Regions from separate parts of the Homo sapiens genome. Here all the other regions are linked to region 2. The links are chromatin loops, found by intact Hi-C in ENCODE. Cell type or tissue: heart right ventricle. All regions are shown on one strand.

The links. Hi-C counts contacts between places; a loop is a spot of excess contacts. Peaks named below come from ENCODE experiments on the same cell type or tissue, not always from the same donor. Only the 100,000 strongest peaks of a DNase experiment are listed, where the experiment ranks them.
Region 1: a loop joins it to region 2, with 3 times the contacts of the local background. A loop is called at or near these places in 30 of 110 quality-filtered maps.
Region 3: a loop joins it to region 2, with 5 times the contacts of the local background. A loop is called at or near these places in 52 of 110 quality-filtered maps.

The regions. Positions count from the first base shown.
Region 1 is chr12:56,036,474-56,038,973 of GRCh38, forward strand. It overlaps IKZF4 (IKAROS family zinc finger 4), which reads left to right. Exons shown (of 8, transcript NM_022465.4): 8 at 1-1,962. Among named protein-coding and RNA genes, the nearest start is that of RPS26, 4.2 kb to the right of the region's middle. In heart right ventricle, no CTCF peak of the experiment used is centred here; no DNase peak of the experiment used is centred here.
Region 2 is chr12:55,925,381-55,927,880 of GRCh38, forward strand. PYM1 (PYM1 exon junction complex associated factor) reads right to left here. Exons shown (of 3, transcript NM_032345.3): 1 at 2,345-2,500. The coding sequence starts at 2,381. It also overlaps a transcript of DGKA not described here. Among named protein-coding and RNA genes, the nearest start is that of PYM1, 1.3 kb to the right of the region's middle. RefSeq lists a silencer at 1,456-1,605 and enhancers at 1,624-2,204, 1,696-1,915, 1,956-2,125, 2,205-2,500. In heart right ventricle, CTCF peaks have their summits at 1,520 (motif pointing right) and 1,750; a DNase peak (open chromatin) is centred at 1,711; H3K4me3 peaks cover 1,712 bases; H3K27ac peaks cover 1,697 bases.
Region 3 is chr12:55,846,594-55,849,093 of GRCh38, forward strand. No RefSeq gene overlaps it. Among named protein-coding and RNA genes, the nearest start is that of MMP19, 4.9 kb to the left of the region's middle. In heart right ventricle, no CTCF peak of the experiment used is centred here; DNase peaks (open chromatin) are centred at 628, 1,538 and 2,023; H3K4me3 peaks cover 1,172 bases; H3K27ac peaks cover 2,500 bases; H3K27me3 peaks cover 333 bases.

The DNA.
Region 1 (2,500 bases), 110 kb after region 2:
ATTCACCCTCTCATTCCCGGGCTCCTGGGCCCTGTTCTTAGGATCAGTGGCAGGGAGAAACGGGTATCTCTTTTCTCTCTTCTAATTTTCAGTATAACCAAAAATTATCCCAGCATGAGCACGGGCACGTGCCCTTCACCCCATTCCACCCTTGTTCCAGCAAGACTGGGATGGGTACAACTGAACTGGGGTCTTCCTTTACTACCCCCTTCTACACTCAGCTCCCAGACACAGGGTAGGAGGGGGGACTGCTGGCTACTGCAGAGACCCTTGGCTATTTGAGTAACCTAGGATTAGTGAGAAGGGGCAGAAGGAGATACAACTCCACTGCAAGTGGAGGTTTCTTTCTACAAGAGTTTTCTGCCCAAGGCCACAGCCATCCCACTCTCTGCTTCCTTGAGATTCAAACCAAAGGCTGTTTTTCTATGTTTAAAGAAAAAAAAAAGTAAAAACCAAACACAACACCTCACAAGTTGTAACTCTTGGTCCTTCTCTCTCTCCTTTTCTCTTCCCTTCCTTCCCCTTCCATCTTTCTTTCCACATGTCCTTTCCTTATTGGCTCTTTTACCTCCTACTTTTCTCACTCCCTATCAGGGATATTTTGGGGGGGGATGGTAAAGGGTGGGCTAAGGAACAGACCCTGGGATTAGGGCCTTAAGGGCTCTGAGAGGAGTCTACCTTGCCTTCTTATGGGAAGGGAGACCCTAAAAAACTTTCTCCTCTTTGTCCTCCTTTTTCTCCCCCACTCTGAGGTTTCCCCAAGAGAACCAGATTGGCAGGGAGAAGCATTGTGGGGCAATTGTTCCTCCTTGACAATGTAGCAATAAATAGATGCTGCCAAGGGCAGAAAATGGGGAGGTTAGCTCAGAGCAGAGTAGTCTCTAGAGAAAGGAAGAATCCTCAACGGCACCCTGGGGTGCTAGCTCCTTTTTAGAATGTCAGCAGAGCTGAGATTAATATCTGGGCTTTTCCTGAACTATTCTGGTTATTGAGCCCTTCCTGTTAGACCTACCGCCTCCCACCTCTTCTGTGTCTGCTGTGTATTTGGTGACACTTCATAAGGACTAGTCCCTTCTGGGGTATCAGAGCCTTAGGGTGCCCCCATCCCCTTCCCCAGTCAACTGTGGCACCTGTAACCTCCCGGAACATGAAGGACTATGCTCTGAGGCTATACTCTGTGCCCATGAGAGCAGAGACTGGAAGGGCAAGACCAGGTGCTAAGGAGGGGAGAGGGGGCATCCTGTCTCTCTCCAGACCATCACTGCACTTTAACCAGGGTCTTAGGTACAAAATCCTACTTTTCAGAGCCTTCCAGCTCTGGAACCTCAAACATCCTCATGCTCTCTCCCAGCTCCTTTTGCATAAAAAAAAAAGTAAAGAAAAAGAAAAAAAAATACACACACACTGAAACCCACATGGAGAAAAGAGGTGTTTCCTTTTATATTGCTATTCAAAATCAATACCACCAACAAAATATTTCTAAGTAGACACTTTTCCAGACCTTTGTTTTTTTGTGTCAGTGTCCAAGCTGCAGATAGGATTTTGTAATACTTCTGGCAGCTTCTTTCCTTGTGTACATAATATATATATATACATATATATATATATTTTTAATCAGAAGTTATGAAGAACAAAAAGAAAAAATAAACACAGAAGCAAGTGCAATACCACCTCTCTTCTCCCTCTCTCCTAGGGTTTCCTTTGTAGCCTATGTTTGGTGTCTCTTTTGACCTTTACCCCTTCACCTCCTCCTCTCTTCTTCTGATTCCCCTCCCCCCCTTTTTTAAAGAGTTTTTCTCCTTTCTCAAGGGGAGTTAAACTAGCTTTTGAGACTTATTGCAAAGCATTTTGTATATGTAATATATTGTAAGTAAATATTTGTGTAACGGAGATATACTACTGTAAGTTTTGTACTGTACTGGCTGAAAGTCTGTTATAAATAAACATGAGTAATTTAACACCTCTGGTTGTTTTTGCAGACTTCCTTTGCCTTGCTTTTCTACTAAGAGGGAGGGGTCCTCCTTGCAGTATGTTATACCAACTACTGAACAGTTTAGGAGGTAAACAAAAACGAAGAATTTTCAGCCTAGACTGGGAAATGGAGGAGATTTTCCTACCAGGAAGGAGTGCCTTCAGGATAGGAGAGAAAGTCTGACTTGCCTGTCTACCCAAAGTAGAAATTAATCAAACATTTGTTGAGTACCTACTGTGCACAAAACACATTCTATGCCCAGGGTGAAATAATGCGAATGATGACAATCATAGGGTCTACCACTGCTTGAGCATCTCATAAATGCTAAGTACTCATTGAATTGTAGAAACACCTACAAAAGGATGATCACAATTATTGGTAAAAAAATAAAAGCCCAAGAGAGAATAAATACCTTATCCAAGGCTCATCAGCCAGTAAGTGACAGAACCAGAATTTGAACCCAGGGGTGTGTGATCCAAAGCATGTGCTCATCGCTTTATGCCAGGGAATGCAGCCAGTGAAACCCCT
Region 2 (2,500 bases):
CTGAAGAAAAAGCGGTGTCCTAGATGAGATCCAGGTTGTAGTGATTCTGATGTGCAACTGGTTTGAAAATACAAAGGAAAGTCGACCGTCTCATGCTGAGGAACTATGAAATCAGAATATTCCAATGGTGCTGGAGACACTGAAAATGATAGCAAGAAAAAAAGGAGAGAAAAAAATATGATGCAATAGGTCTGGGTCCCTGTGGGCAGTAAATGATGACACTAAAGTTTTACAGAAACTGCTATAATTGCATGGCAATACCTTCCATGAGGATTAGAGTGACAGTGGTAGATCAATGATCTGGACATAGTAAAGGAAAACAAAAAAGCAGTTTATTCCTTTTTCTCTTCCACATAGTCACGGAAAACAGAAAACAGCTTTTAGTGACAAGGTAAGGTAAGATGTGATACCTGGATTTTCACGGAGTCAGGGTAAAGAAAATGATTAAGAGTAAAGAGAAGTATACTGGATAAGTAGTATTTTCAAAACACACATTAAAAGTTGGTAATTCATGAAGGAGCTACTGGGTAGAGAACAGAAGGAAAGAGGTAGTACCACTTTAAATTGTGAGGTTGGGGAGAAGTAGCAGCAACCTGGGTTGTCATCAGATACCATAAAATAGGTGGGCTGAGGTGTAAGGAACATGGAAAGCAGCAGAGCAAGAAGCAAAATGGCACATTTTAAAACACCGTGTGTACCAAGGCACAGGCACACTGTTGCTTCTACAGACTACAGACTACACATATGAGGGCTACAAAAACAGAAACACTTTGCACTTGCACAGTATTTTATAAATTGCTTTTACATATATTATTTGATCATCATTGAGTAGCTATTACTACTATGCATATTTTCCTAAAGATGAGGCCATTAGGAAGGGACAAAACCATGATAAAAGCTGTGATTCTCCGTTTCCAACACATACACCTTACATACACAGCAGACACTTCAGCATCTCGGCCAGCCAGGCTGCAAATTCTTCTCTAGCCAGAAGGAATAGTGGGTTTTATTCACTTGTCAAAGGGCTTCGGAGAAAAGCCACTAGATACTTTCCTGTTTGCCTTTTCCCACCTTAGACCCCTCAATTTCTATCACCATCACGGGAGAAGGTAGCGAAGGGTGGCTCCATCAGGGAGAAAACTCAAGCTGAAAGTTGTATTAGGGTCCTCTTCCCTTCACACCTCTAAACCTCAGTGACCCAACAAATGAAGATACGGGAGAGGAAAAGGTACTATGTAGAAACGAGGAGGTCTTCAGCAAATAAAGCTTCGAGAAAAATAATGAAAACGGGACTGGGGTAGGGCAGAAACCAAGTATAGCTGAGATGGGGGAGGGGAAAAGAAGGAGGGCAGGAACTGGAGGGAAATGAGAGTGTAGAAGCCCCCAAGCCTGAAGAACCTAAAAGAGATATGAGTGGTCCAACTGCTGGAGAAAAGCTAAGGGCCCGTGAGGGTCCTGAAGCAGGGACCAGCACTGAAGGACCCCAGGGTTTGGGTGACCGGAAGCAGAGACCCCAAACACGAGACCAGAAGGGGGCGCAGGAGACACCCCGTAGGAGAGAATGAATGGGGAAGGCGGTCCGGGGGGCGGGGCAAAGGAGGGGCCCCGGGATGGGCGGGGCACAGACCCCTTTCCAAGTCCGAACCCCTGCCCCGAGAGCCCGGAGAGAAGCGGCTCCGCGCCTCCCGCACTCACCGCCGGTCTCGTCAGTAACATAGGGAGTCGCCATCTTGAAAACGCAAACCACTTCCGGCGTGAGCGGGCTGGGGTCCCGCCCCCCTCCCCACCGGAAGTGGAGTCCCGATCGTAGCAAGCCACCATCTTAGTCTTAAAGGGAGAGTGCACCATTTCATGGGCGGAGGTGGAGGAGGAGGAAGAGTGGAGAAGCTGAAATAGTTAATAAAATAAAGCCGTGGGCTTTTTACTGCCACCGATACCATTACTGAGCGCTTGCTGCCTGTAAAACAGTCCTCAGGGAGCCAAGAGAAGTTCCGAGGCACAGTCCCTCTCATCCCCAGGAACTCCTCGTACGTCCAGGACCTGCGAGGGAAAAGGGCGCAAGGCCCACCTGCACCCAAAAAGGGGGCCTTATAAATGAAGAAAGGAAGAATATCCAGGCTCTGGCCTGCACCCAGATCTCAGAGCGGCTTGGTGACGTGGAGCAGACAAACTCCAGGAACGCACTGGGGCGCACAAGTGTTTCTAGGGACGGTTGGAGACCCTATCTAACCCTAAGAAGGTGGGGAGGTCGAATTCGTGTGCCGATTGCTGTCGGCCAACCCACTCAACCACCAGAGACCCGCGGGAGGGGCGTGCAAGGCGGAGGGCGCCGCGGGTCGGTCACCTGTCTCCGTAGCCGCAGGGCTGCCGGCAGCTTCCATGGCCGAAGAGGCAGCGGACCAGGTTGGGCGGGCGGCCCTGGCCTGGCTCTGCCCCGCTGGGCGGCGCCGGGGATTCGGCGGCGAAGTGATGAGGGCCCTAGTTGCTTCTCGCCCAGACC
Region 3 (2,500 bases), 79 kb before region 2:
CCAGGAGAGAGAGAATAAATCAAAAGTAAAAGCTGCCAAATAGATAACTTCATTTAAATTTTAACAACAACCCTTCAGCCAGTATTATCATCTTTTTTACTCCTTTTCTGAGACTGAATCTCACTCTGTAGCCCAGGCTGGAGTGCAGTGGCGCAATCTCGGCTCACTGCAACCTCTGCCTCCCGGGTTCAAGCAATTCTCCTGCCTCAGCCACCCGAATAGCTGGGATTACAGGCGCGTGCCACCACACCCAGCTAATTTTTGTACTTTTAGTAGAGATGGGATTTTGCTGTGTTGGCCAGGCTGGTCTCAAACTCCTGAGCTCAAGTGATCCACCTCCCTTGGCCTCCCAAAGTGCTGGGATTACAGGCGTGAGCCACCGCACCTGGCCAGTATTATCATCTTTTTACAGAAAGAGAAACTGAGTCTCTAATAAGTTGCTTCAGGTCACATAGCTAGGATGCAGCAGAGCCTGGAGCAGGCTCTAAAGCTGCCATCTTTGCTCAGCACTCTTCAGTCTCCCAGAGTTCCCACAGGCACCCAAACAAAAGCCCCTAGAGTCTGGAGCTGCAGGCTGGGCACATGTGCAAGGATTGGATGACTAATTGTTGCCAGCACAGCATCATGACCACCCCCTCCACCAGCTCCTACCCCCTGAGCCGGGCTGACCCAGCTCTTTTTTGTCATCTCTAAATTTGTCATCTCTCACTGGGGGAGATGTGGACGTGTGTGCGAAGGGTTAGGACATGTGGCTTGCCTGCCCCAAAAAGAGAACTTGATCTGAGAGAAAAAAATGGGTTCTTTGTCTTGCTTGCTCCCTTCCTGCAAGTTGGTTTCCCTCTCTGTCCACAAATTGTGGCAAAAGAGTTTTACAGAAATATTTTTAATGACAATATTTTAAACTATAGCAAGTGGGAGTAGAGTAGACCTCTGAGAGTATTTTCTAATGATCAGGGGCCATGGGGTTATGGGTGGAAGGCAAAAGTTTGTAGAGATTTCTAAGCCCAGCAGAAGCTAATCTCAAAGCTATCGCCCACCCCCTCTGACAGCCACCCTTACCCTGTGGAGGCAGTGGGCAGGGAAGCTGGGGAAAGAAGAAAGGGGAATCCTGGAGGGCAGGTAGAAGGGCAAGTCTGGAGCCTGAAACTGGAAACTGGAGGTGAGAAAAACATGAGCTGTAACCAAGTTAGGGCTGGCCCCGACTTTGCCCTTGACCTGGATAAATGTGGGAGTTGGTGGTGTTAGCCTCTGACCTGTTTCCCCCTCAGGGAGTCAGGACATAGGGAGCTTTCTTTGGCAGAGTGGGGTTGAATTTTTAAGCTGTTACCCTGGAAACCTCTGTTTTTAGGAGGACTCCCCTACATACCCACAAACACAGACATACACACACACTTTTTTAATTACTCATAAGTTCCTAGAAGCCGTATGGGAAGTGATGGTCAGGACTGTGCACAGCTGGAATTGGTTAGTGACCAGGGAAGTGGGAGGGGCTTGGGGATGGCTCAGGGACAGGGCCAGCACATTCTGTTCCCATGATGCTCCAAACTTCCTCAACCCCCATATGAACACTTCCTGGCATTCCCACCCACCCACCACTGCAGCTTGCACACACACTGCGTCGGGCACTGGCCTGCATCAGCTCAGTTGAGAGGACGTCAGACCCAAATCCAGAAGTTCTTCAGTTTCTGCCAAAGTGTGAGGGAGACCAACATCTGCTCCCCTTCTCCATTTCTCAGAAAAAGGTGCTGTCCCACAGGACTCCCCTGGAAATGGCTGGAGGCTTTTCTTTTCTTTTCTTTCCTTTTTTTTTTTTTTTTTTTTTTTTTTGGTGAGACAGAGTCTCACTCTGTCACCCAGGCTGGAGTGCTATGGCATGATCTCAGCTCACTGCAACCTCCACCTCCCGGGTTGAAGTGATTCTCCTGCCTTGGCCTCCCGAGTAGCTGGGATTACAGGCACGTGCCACCATGCCCAGCTAATTTTTGTATTTTCGCTAGAAATGGGGTTTCACCGTGTTAGCCAGGCTGGTCTCAAACTCCCGACCTCAGGTGATCCACCTTCCTCGGCCTCCCAAAGTGCGGGGATTACAGGCGTGAGCCACCACCCCCAGCCTGGTGCCTTCTACTGGTGGTCTTATTCCCCAGCACAGCGCCTGTTGCATGAAGGGATGAATTATAGCCCCTGGGACAAGGAGGAGACTAGAGAAATGAGAAATGTCAGTGTTCTCTCAGCATCTGGGATGATAGGGAAATGAAGGTAGCACAGGGGTTTTTTGCTGCTTCTAGGAATGGCAGGCTTTTCTTTCAAGAAAACCAAACTGCTTTTCCTAAGGGAGGTAGGATGTGGGTAAGCACTTTGCCCTCTTGTCCTCACCCTGTGACACCAGGAAACAGATCTGTCTTGACGTTGGGAACTGTCATGGGCATGGAAAACCCACGTTTGGTTCCTTTTTTGTTGGCAAAAGGGCTTGATAGGGGATTGGCAAGGGAAAGAGCCCAGC